Linked DNA regions of Homo sapiens: region 1 is linked to region 2. A link is a contact called in ENCODE Hi-C or POLR2A ChIA-PET data. All regions are on one chromosome and are shown on one strand. The core of a region is the stretch at or near the end of the contact, and the rest is flanking DNA. Distances in the headings are between cores, read along the strand shown.

Evidence for each region. A loop is a pair of places that touch in the nucleus more often than their neighbours do. ChIA-PET counts read pairs that join two places held with the same protein, here RNA polymerase II (POLR2A). Pooled maps may share reads with other maps.
Region 1: a loop to region 2 is called in a map of GM11168, with 3 times the contacts of the local background. The contact joins the promoter of CCL4L2 here to the promoter of CCL16 in region 2. A Hi-C loop is called at or near these places in 2 of 168 maps with a recorded cell type or tissue (GM11168 and transverse colon), 2 of 37 single-sample maps with no recorded cell type and 6 of 50 pooled maps. POLR2A ChIA-PET finds 5 or more read pairs at or near these places in 1 of 52 experiments (activated B cell).

The regions. Positions count from the first base shown.
Region 1 is chr17:36,207,763-36,212,312 of GRCh38, reverse strand. CCL4L2 (C-C motif chemokine ligand 4 like 2) reads right to left here and starts at 1,250. Exons shown (of 3, transcript NM_001291468.2): 1 at 1,096-1,250; 2 at 423-537. The coding sequence starts at 1,171.
Region 2 is chr17:35,978,909-35,984,771 of GRCh38, reverse strand. CCL16 (C-C motif chemokine ligand 16) reads left to right here and starts at 3,275. Exons shown (of 3, transcript NM_004590.4): 1 at 3,275-3,427. The coding sequence starts at 3,352. CCL14 (C-C motif chemokine ligand 14) reads left to right here. Exons shown (of 3, transcript NM_032963.4): 2 at 320-434; 3 at 884-1,484. The coding sequence ends at 971. It overlaps CCL15-CCL14 (CCL15-CCL14 readthrough (NMD candidate)), which reads left to right. Exons shown (of 7, transcript NR_027922.3): 6 at 320-434; 7 at 884-1,116. RefSeq lists a silencer at 2,465-2,760 and an enhancer at 2,465-2,760.

The DNA of each region.
Region 1 (4,550 bases), core at 1-2,500, 230 kb before region 2:
CTTCCACTCACTGGATTTAGCTGTGGGCCCCAGGGGTTGCCCAGATTAGGAACCAGTGGGCATTGCAATCAGTATGAATAGATTGCCCCATTCCCTGCCAGCCTGGTAGTGACTTTTCCACATGTTTTTCTAGCATGGTTTAAGGAATTGGTCCATATCTCACGGGACCTGTCTGCCTTCCCCTGCTTCCCTGTCCTCTGAATAACTTCCTCCCCAGGAACCCCCTTCTGTCTCGGCTGCCACTCAGCCGCCTTCAGCACTTGAAAAGTGAGTTCATGACCTGTGACCTCACTGCTGTCAGGGAAGGCTTCAGCCCTGAGAGCTGCCTCCCCAACGCTCATCACCCCCTCCCCAAAACAGGCCCCCTTTAAAAATCCAGCCCTCACCCTTGCCTCCCAGGGCAGCCAGGGGTTGATACTCACACCACAGCTGGCTGGGAGCAGAGGCTGCTGGTCTCATAGTAATCTACCACAAAGTTGCGAGGAAGCTTCCTCGCGGTGTAAGAAAAGCAGCAGGCGGTGGGAGGGTCTGAGCCCACTGAAAGGAAAGGCCAGGGTGAGATCAACACTGCCCATGGGAGCTGTTTATTTTGACTTCTAATTTTGCATCTTCATTGAGCATCCCTGTGGAGCTACCAGAACCCCAAATATGGTCCCTTGTATCCATTCCCACCTAACATGAGCAGGAGTCTTATTCTGAATAGTGGATCTTCAGAGAAGAACGAGAAAGAAATCTAGAAGATTGGAACTGGATTCAGTCTCAGAACACATCGCACTCCCTTCATATGACAGATGGGGAAACCAAGGCACAGAGAGGGACAGGGGCTTGCTTGAACAAATAATTAAAGGCAGAGCCAATTCAACAGTCTGACTTCCAGCCCATCGTTTTCCTCTGCTGGTTGCTAATTCTTAAGAAAATAGGAACTTGAATGTTACTGAATATCTACTAGACTCTACATTTAGCAGCAGACTACATGGCAATCTTCCTAGCTGCCTTTTGTCCCATCCCCAGATCCCACTGTTTGCCAGCCATGACTAGAAAAAAGGACTCTGCCTACACCTTGACTCGAAATAGCAGCTGCAAAAGTAGACTTACTTGGTGCTGAGAGTGCTAGAGAGCAGAAGGCAGCTACTAGCACGAGGAGAGACAGGACAGTCACGCAGAGCTTCATGGTATTGGTGGCAAAGAGGTTTTCTCAGAGGTGAGGCTGCAGAACTCAGAAGCTTCAGAACCTAGCTGTGTCCTGTGCTGATACTGAGTTGGGAATCTCTCTTTATAGGGACTCTGAGGCCTAGGACAAATGTGGGGGCACAGGAGAGTGAGTGGAATTTCCATGGTAGAGATGATGTCATGGCTCCTGAAGCTAGCTGAGTGAGGAGTTCCTCTCAGCTTCTCTTCCCCAGGGCGATGTCATCATAGAGGAAAGATGAGGGAGGTGCAGGCGAGAAGAAAAGGGAAGTGGTACAGCCAAAAGCAGTGACCGAGACTGGGGAGAGAGTTGCAAACCCCAGAGGAAAAGATGAAATGTTCACACCTGCTACAAGTGGCTTGTAGACAAGAACTGTGCTGCTCTTGGTGGTTGGCACCCCCAGATGCTGGAGGGTTCATGCCAGTCTTTCCAGGCTGGCCACAGTCCTGGCCCCAAGAACAAAGCGGGAACCAGGACTCCCCCATCCCCTTCCTGTGCCTTCTTCTGCTGAGCTCAGTGCCACTGACTTTTGTGCCCTATATGTTTCCTTGGGCATGAAGAGTCCAGCATTGGATGTGCGGAGGGACCCAGTAGGGTGGCTCAGGAACATTTGTAAGTTCTTATTGGACACTTACCTTGTACCAGGCACTGGGAAAGCTGTGTTACACATATTATATATAATCCTACCATAATCTTGAGCAGGGGTGTCTAATCTCATTTTACAGATAAGGCAATTGGGGATCAGAGAGTGGTCCACTGATGGCGCTCAATGCCACAGAGCTGATGAATGGCACTGCCAAGATTTGAATCAAGATTCGAATCAAGATTCATCTGACTCCAAAGTCCATTTTCTTTCCATGCTGTAGTCTCCAGAATAAACATAGAGTGTGACCACAAAGAGAAACCATTGACTGATAGACTGCTAGGAGCTATTCCACACTCAAAGACCGATTATACTCAGACTTAATTCAGGGAAGGGATAGGGCTAGTCTGTCCTAGGACAAGGAGGGAACGGAGAAGAAATAAAGATTTCAAGATATTTTCTTGGACCAGCAAAAGACCAGGACAAATTAACCAGTAAGAATCAAGTCTGGAAGACCCAGATAGAGAATGTTCTTCTAGTATAAAAACAGAATTGAGCTGGGTACAGGGCCTCACACCTGAAATCCCAGCACTTTGGGAGGTCAAGGCAGGCAGATTGCTTGAGCCCAGAAGTTTGAGACCAGCCTGGGGAACATGGTGAAACACTGTCTCTATAAAAAACACACATACAAAAAAAAAACTTGACTGGGAGTGGTGATACACACCTGTAGTCCCAGCTGCTCAGTAGGCTCAGGTGGGAAGATCACCTGAGCCCAGGAAAGTCCAGGCTGCAGTGAGTGGTGATTGTGCCACTGCACTCCAGCTTGTTTGACAGAATGAGACCCTGTCCCAAAAACAAAGCAAAGCAAAACAAAACAAAGCAAAACAAACCAAAACAAAACAAAACAGAATTATATACCTAGTAATGAGTTTATCTATGTTACAGGCAAAATGTGTAATCTAAGGATGTGGGTGTGTCCCAGCCAGTCCATAGGGAATGCCCATGCTCATGTTAAGCCCTGGCTGGTTTGACAGTTGCTGGGCACCTGTACAGAAGGTGAAGCTTACAAAGGCCCTGCATACAGGAGTGTGCAAGGTTGGACAAATGAAGGGAATGAGGATAATTGGATCAAGACCTCTATCTGCCTTTAGCTCCACTACTCTAACCCACCTGCTCACCTTTAACCCCACATTGTTACCTGCTCTTCTCTGAGAAAGAAAAAAGAAGAGTAAAAAAAGGGAGCCATGACTTCAAACTATACCACAGGGCTGCAGTAACCAAAACAGCATGGCTTTGGTACAAAAACAGACTCATAGACCAATAGAACAAAATAGAGAGCTCAGAAATAATGCTGCATACCTGCAGCCATCCGAACTTTGACAAAGTTAACAAAAACAAGCAACAGGGAAAGGACTTCCCAGTCAATAAATGGTACTGGGATAACTGGCTAGCTGTATGCAAAAGATTGAAACTGGACCCCTTCCTTACACCATCTGTAAAAATCAACTCACAATGGGTTGAAGACTTAAATGTAAAACCTAAAATATAAAACTATAAAAATATGATACCTGTAAGATAACCTAGACAATATGATTCTGGGCATAGGATCTGGCAGATATTTCATGATGAAGATGCCAAAAACAAATCACAACAAAACCAAAAACTGACAAATGGGATCTAATTAAACTAAAGAGCTTCTGCACAGCAAAAGAAATTATCAGCAGAGTAAAGAGATAACCTACAGAATGGGAGAAAATATTTACAAACTATGTATCTCACAAAGGTCTAATATCCAGAATCTATAGGGAATTTAAACACATGTACAAGCAAAAAACAAACAACTCCGTTAAAACGTGGGCATTGAACATAAACAGACACATTTCAAAAGAAGACGTACACGCGGCCAAGAAACATACAAAAAATGCTCAGCACCACTAATCATTAGAGAAATGCAAATTAAAACCACAATGAGATACCATCTCAAACCAGTCAGGATGGCTATTTTTAAAAAGTCAAAAAATAACAGATGTTGGTGAGGCTGTGGAGAAAAGGAACACTTATACACTGCTGGTGGGAATGTAAATTAGTTCAGCCATTGTGGGAAGCAGTTTGGCGATTTCTCAAAGAACTTAAAACAGAATTACCATTCAACCCAGCAATCCCATTATTGGGTATATACCCAAAGGAATATAAATCATTCTACCATAAAGACATGTGCACATGTATGTTCATCGCAACAGTATTCACAATAGCAAAGACATGGAATCAACCTAAATGCCCACTGATGGTAAACTGGATAAAAAAAATTTGGTATATATATATATATATATATAATGGAATACTTCTCAGTCATAAAAAAAAGAACAAGATCATGCCCTTTGCAGCAACATGGATGGAGCTGGAGGCCATTATCTTAAGCGAACTAACACAGGAACAGAAAACCAAATACTGCATGTTCTCACTTATAAGTGGAAGCTAAACATTGAGTACACATGGACACAAAGAAGGGAACAGCAGGCACCAGGGCCTACTTAAGGGTGAAGGGTGGGAGGAGGGTGAGGATAAAAAAAACTACCTATTGGGTACTATGCTTATTACCTGGGTGATGAAATAATCTGTACACCAAACCCCCCGCAACACACAACTTACCTATATAACAAACCTGCACACGTACCCCTGAACCTAAAATACAAGTTAAGAAAAAAAGGGACCCACAGCATCTGGGAGCCACAGGAGAGGTTGGAGCAGCATCCTGGGGTACTTCAGGGTCATTAAATA
Region 2 (5,863 bases), core at 2,026-4,525:
GTCGGCCCCCAGAGATGGTGTAAGAAGATCTGAGTGTGCTGCTCTTCAATCCTGGAGTTGAAAGTCATCCACCAGTCTTTCCAAGAGGGGTTGAAGAAAAGGAGGAAGGGTGATTGATGATGAGGGAGGAGAAAAAGAAGAGCCCAGGAGTACCATGGAGAAGGAGAAGAGAAGATGAGGAAAGCCTACTCTCCCCTCCAAGTTCTGAGGGGCTGTCTCCTCCTTCCTTCCCTCCTCCATGCCCTCAGCTTGCAGGAGCAGCCAATGGTATGGCCTTTAACAAGGGGCCCCTCCTCAGCATCTGATGCTCTCTCCTCAGGGGGACCTTACCACCCCTCAGAGTGCTGCTTCACCTACACTACCTACAAGATCCCGCGTCAGCGGATTATGGATTACTATGAGACCAACAGCCAGTGCTCCAAGCCCGGAATTGTGTAGGTGGTACACACACATCACACTGGGGGGAGAGGGAGCCAGCAGGGCCTCCTGGAGGGAAGCAGGGAGTGGTGGTGGAATGGGGACCCCCAGCGTACCTCCCAGGTGTGACTACATGGGGAGAGGCAGCTGAGGGGCAATCTGAGCGCTTTCTGGCTGGAGCCTGCAGGAGCCATGGGGAAACTGACCCCATGGATGGGGAGATGACAGAGAAGGGAGAAGAAGGCAAGAGGGCACTTCCTCAGGGGGACACAGAGACTAGATGGGTCTAGGGGTCCTAGGAACCGAAGAGTATGTCTCAGAGAGGAGACTGGCTCTAAGCTGCCTCTGTGGAAGAAAGGAAAAGCAGTATAGGTCAGGTGGGGAATTTAGGAGGGAGGGAAGATGGGCTGTCTCTTCCGGCCACTGGGCCCCTCGGTTTGTGATCCTTCTCCCTCTTGCTCCACAGCTTCATCACCAAAAGGGGCCATTCCGTCTGTACCAACCCCAGTGACAAGTGGGTCCAGGACTATATCAAGGACATGAAGGAGAACTGAGTGACCCAGAAGGGGTGGCGAAGGCACAGCTCAGAGACATAAAGAGAAGATGCCAAGGCCCCCTCCTCCACCCACCGCTAACTCTCAGCCCCAGTCACCCTCTTGGAGCTTCCCTGCTTTGAATTAAAGACCACTCATGCTCTTCCCTGGCCTCATTCCTTTCTACGGGATTTACTCATTGGCCATGCACTGAGGACACCAGGGTGTGGCACCCTCGGCATCAAGCCTCGCTCTGCAGAAGTTTTGCTGGAGCCTGGTACAAAAAATAGGTCAGGCCTGCAATGCAGGTAGTGAGAAGCAGAAAGTGAGAAAGAAAAGCAGTGTAAAGACCGTCTCCTCCTCAGCAACAACAGTAGCAGACCCCGTTTTCTTAATGCTTTCTATACTCCAAGCACTCTGCTAGGCAGTCTGTATGCATTATCTTATTTAAGCTTCATGACAAGTGTAAAAGCTACAAATCATCATTTGATTTTTTAGGTAACACTTCATAAAGGGCTCTCTATAGCAGTCAAACTCCATAGTCCTTTTTTCTGTGCTGTTTTCAAGGCCTTTCTTCACTGCTGTCTGGAATAGGAATGATGCATGAAGACATTTTATCCAACCCCTCCCCTTCGCTTACACACATCAGATTATACTATATTGTTTTACTAACTTTTTTATCCCCTAGAAGGCTTAGCAGAAAGCCTAGCCCATACCAGGTGTTCAGGAAATGGATGGATGGATGGATGGATGAAGGAAGGGAAGAATGTGTGGATGGAAGGATGAAGGGAAGGAGGAATGGATGGAGGGAGGGAAGCAGGGAGGGATGAAGGGAGGGAGGAAGGGAGGAAGGGAGGGAGGAAGGGAGGGAGGGATGGATGGATGGATGGAGAGAAAGAGGGAGGGAGGGATAGAGGGACAGATGGAATAAGACAGAAATCAAGAGGAGGACTATGCTCCAAGAATAAGCTCTCAAACCTATCTTCAGGGCCCAAGGAGGAGCTCTGTGTACTTGGAATAAGAGCTTGCCCAGAGTAGGGATTATGACCACCCTTTCCTGGCCTCCAGCCTTCCACAGATAAGGAAGGGCTTGTGGGCCACATTAAGGGCCATATGGGGGCCTGCATGCCAAAGTCACAACCAGGCTTCTCAGGCCTTGTCACCTCCATAAACAGAGGTCAAGAGGATGCCCCACATACGTACCCTCCCTGCCCTCACAAAAAGCCACAGCTTCACCACCAGGTGAAGCCTTGAACCCACCAGGAGTAACTGCATTATACGGTTTACCTATCTATGAGCAGTCATGCCAAGCAGAAAGCCCCATAAGGATCTGCACAGTCCCTGTTTCTGCCCCTGCCTCCCACTGCCCTCAACACCTGAAACACATCACCTATGCCTCTAAAGCTTGCTGTCCATCAACAGCAAAATCCCTTATATCTTTGATCTCTTCTCTAAATGCAGCTTTCAACATGGAAAAGGGTCCTGAGGCACCTGAAGAGAGAGGAAGCTGTGGGACAGGTCCAGCCAGAGCCCAGGCCAGAGGGGCAGAAGCTGGAGTCCTGGAGCACAGACGCAGGTTGTCAGGTGCACAGAGTTGGAGGGTCCCCTGCTGGTCATGGTTGGCCATGGGGGCACCCAGGAGGGATCAGCGAGCTGGCTACACCTAAAAATCAGTCCAAAGTCCGAGGTCCAAAGAGATAAATAAAAACATTGACAAATAAGTCAAACGGTCCAGCAACAAATGGGGACCCAAGGATCAGGCACATTGTTTTTTTTTTTTTTTGGAGTATTAGCATACACTGTGACAGGAAAGAGTGTGAGCTCAATCATGTGGCCTTGGACTGGGAGAGGGCATTTCCTTCTCAGAGGCAACTAAGCCCTACCTTTGCCTCAGTCTGGGCTCTGTAATCCTGCTTTGTGCTCATCTCCCCAAGACTGATCACCTGGGGGAAGCTGGGGTGGTTCAACCCTGCCTGCCCTTCCCCAACATACAGATGGTGGCAGGTAACATGGTGAAATCAAACAGATCTGGTTTTTCATCCGCCTATCCACCCAGGTGACCTTGGACAATTTATTTAGCCTCTAGGCCTCAGTAGTCCCAGGGAAGTAATAATCGCTATTCACTATTTTAAGGATTATATAAGATAGGGCATGTAAGGTAGCTGACACACATTCGCCCATTTCTTCACGTGAATTCAGATTCTACTGAATTCAGCTCTGCACCAAGTCCCATCCTCTGCTGCCCTCTGTTTCAGCAAACACTGAGGCCTGTTGTTTCTCCTCCTCTACCGGCTCTGATGCGGTCAAGGTCCAGAGAGCTGAGTAGTTGGCAAGCGGACCACCAGCAACAGACAACATCTTCATTCGGCTCTCCCTGAAGCTGTACTGCCTCGCTGAGAGGATGAAGGTCTCCGAGGCTGCCCTGTCTCTCCTTGTCCTCATCCTTATCATTACTTCGGCTTCTCGCAGCCAGCCAAGTGAGTCCACTTGTCTCTGTAGGGCAGGAACGAGAAAGGGGGATGGAGCAGCTGGCAGGGAGGTAGTGCCAAGGGCGCTGTCGGGTCTCTGGCCTCATAAGACCCTGTGGGCTCTCCCCACCTTCATGCATAGCTTCTGACCTCCAATTCTCCCCTTTGTAAGTAGAGCTGGGGTTGGTCCGGATCTTTCTGGGGTAAGTAGTTCCAGGAAACTGGGTCACCATTTCCTCAGGAGTCCCAAGCGTGGTGAGCAGGAATGATCATTCAGGAGGAGAGGCCAAGAAAGCAGCAGAAAATGCAACAAGAAGTGCATGCAATGAAAGGGAGGGGGAGGCACGCGGATGAGAAAGAAAAGTGGCAGGTGCCCTGGAAGAATGAGTGGCGAGAGGAAGGAAGGTTCAAACAATCATGTGGGTCTAAGTCCAGGAATTGGGAGTCTGAACCGAGAGAGCCCTTCCTCAACATGGCTGGCACAGGTTGCTGGGACTATCAGACAACCAAAATGAGTCCCAGTGGAATGGCTGCTTGGGAATCTATGGTCCCCTTCTCCATCCCCCAGCCTATGACTAAATAAAATCTGCAGAAAAGAGGAAAGGGGTTGAAAGGTTTTGGAGCTGTGGGGAAAGGGAGAATTGGGGCCTATGGAGGAGGGGGTTTGTTTTGCCCCTCCGTATCTCCTCCCTCTATCATTGTTTACGAGGACCTGGTGACGGGGGTGGGGAGGACAAAGACGTGTACCTGCCCTAGGCTGCCCCAGCCATTCTTTTCGCTTTTGTTTTTTTGTTTGTTTGCTTGTTGTGTTTTGTTTTGTTTTGTTTTGTTTGTGATGGAGTTTCGCTCTTGTTGCCCAGGTTGGAGCGCAGTGTCGCGATCTCGGCTCACCACAACCTCCGCCTCCCGAGTTCAAGTGATTCTCCTGCCTCAGCCTCCTGAGTAGCTGGGATCACAGGCACACACCACCACGCCCAGCTAATTTTTGTATTTTTAGTAGAGACGGGGTTTCACCATGTTGGTCAGGCTGGTCTCAAACTCCTGACCTCGTGATCTGCCCACCTCGGCCTCCCAAAGTGCTAGGATTACAGGTATGAGCCACCATGCCTGGCCTCTTTTCTCTCTTAAGGTCACCCTGGCATGTAGTCTGGCCTGACTCTGCCTGTGTAAACACAAAGGAGCAAGGGTCAAGTGCACCATGTAATCTGCCCACATACTCTCAGGATGACCCTGGTCTTTGTAAACTTTGCTTTGAGAACCAGTGATATGAGCATCACTTACAGAGGGACTGTGTGGGAGGGGGGAACAGTGCTCTTTGGGAGAGTCAATCAGGCCAGTGCAGTGGGTTCAGGCTTCAAGAAAGAGAAAATGGCCCACCCAAAGCATGGATCAGCAAGATGGTGCTCTCAAGATGTCCCAAGCTTTGCCACTCACTGGAGGCAAAGGGGTCAAGCTACAAAAAGATTTGCACTCTGAAGGTTTGGGGGCTGGGAGAGATCTCTGGACTGACCTCTTGTGTAGTATCCCCAATTGATGGGTAGTCAGGACAGCTCAAAGGAAACACAGTGACAATAACCAATCAAGTCCAGTATCCTGCATACATCAAAGAGATGGGGGGAAGCGCCATTTCCAAGGCAAGAAGAGCAGTCATTACTACCATTGGCTCTTAATTATAATAAGCACTGATTGAGCCTTTCTGTGTGCCAGGCTCTGAGTTAAGGGCTTTCCAATCATTTTCTCACCGAATTCTAACCATGATCCTAGGATACAAGTAAGTATCATTTACCCCCACTTAATAGATGAGGAAACTGAAACCTAGGGAGATTAAGAAATTTGCCCATGATTCAAGTCAAAATTCAAATCAAGTCAAAATTCCAACCCAAGCTGTCTGACCCCAAAGCCTAAATCATATACTTTTTCCTCCTGCTCTAACTTCTGTCTCTAAAGGCTCTACTCTCTCACCCTTCCCCCTAACCTCCGCCTCTCCAATACCTCTAAGATAGAGTCCAAATTCCTCAGTAGCTCAGCAGGTATGTGACCAGACCCTCCTCCTCTCTCCAGTTTCATCTCTGCCCATTCATTTCTTCCTACCTTGCATGCCAGCCACCCAAACTGCCCAGCACTCCCAAGACACACTGAGCTTCCCCTACCTTCAGGCTTTCCTGCATTTCTTTCTTCCAGATTCTACAAGTCCTTTGTGTGTCTAAATCCTTTTTTTTTTTTCTTTTGAGATGGAGTCACTCTTTCGCCCAGGCTGGGGTGCAGTGGCGCAATCTTGGCTCATTGCAACCTCTGACTCCCGGGTTTAAGTGATTCTCCTGCCTCAGCCTCCCGAATAGCTGGGATTACAGGCATGTGCCACCATGCCTGGCTAATTTTTGTTAGTAGAGACGGGGTTTCACCATGTTGGCCAGGCTGGTCTCAAACTTCTGACCTCAGGTGATC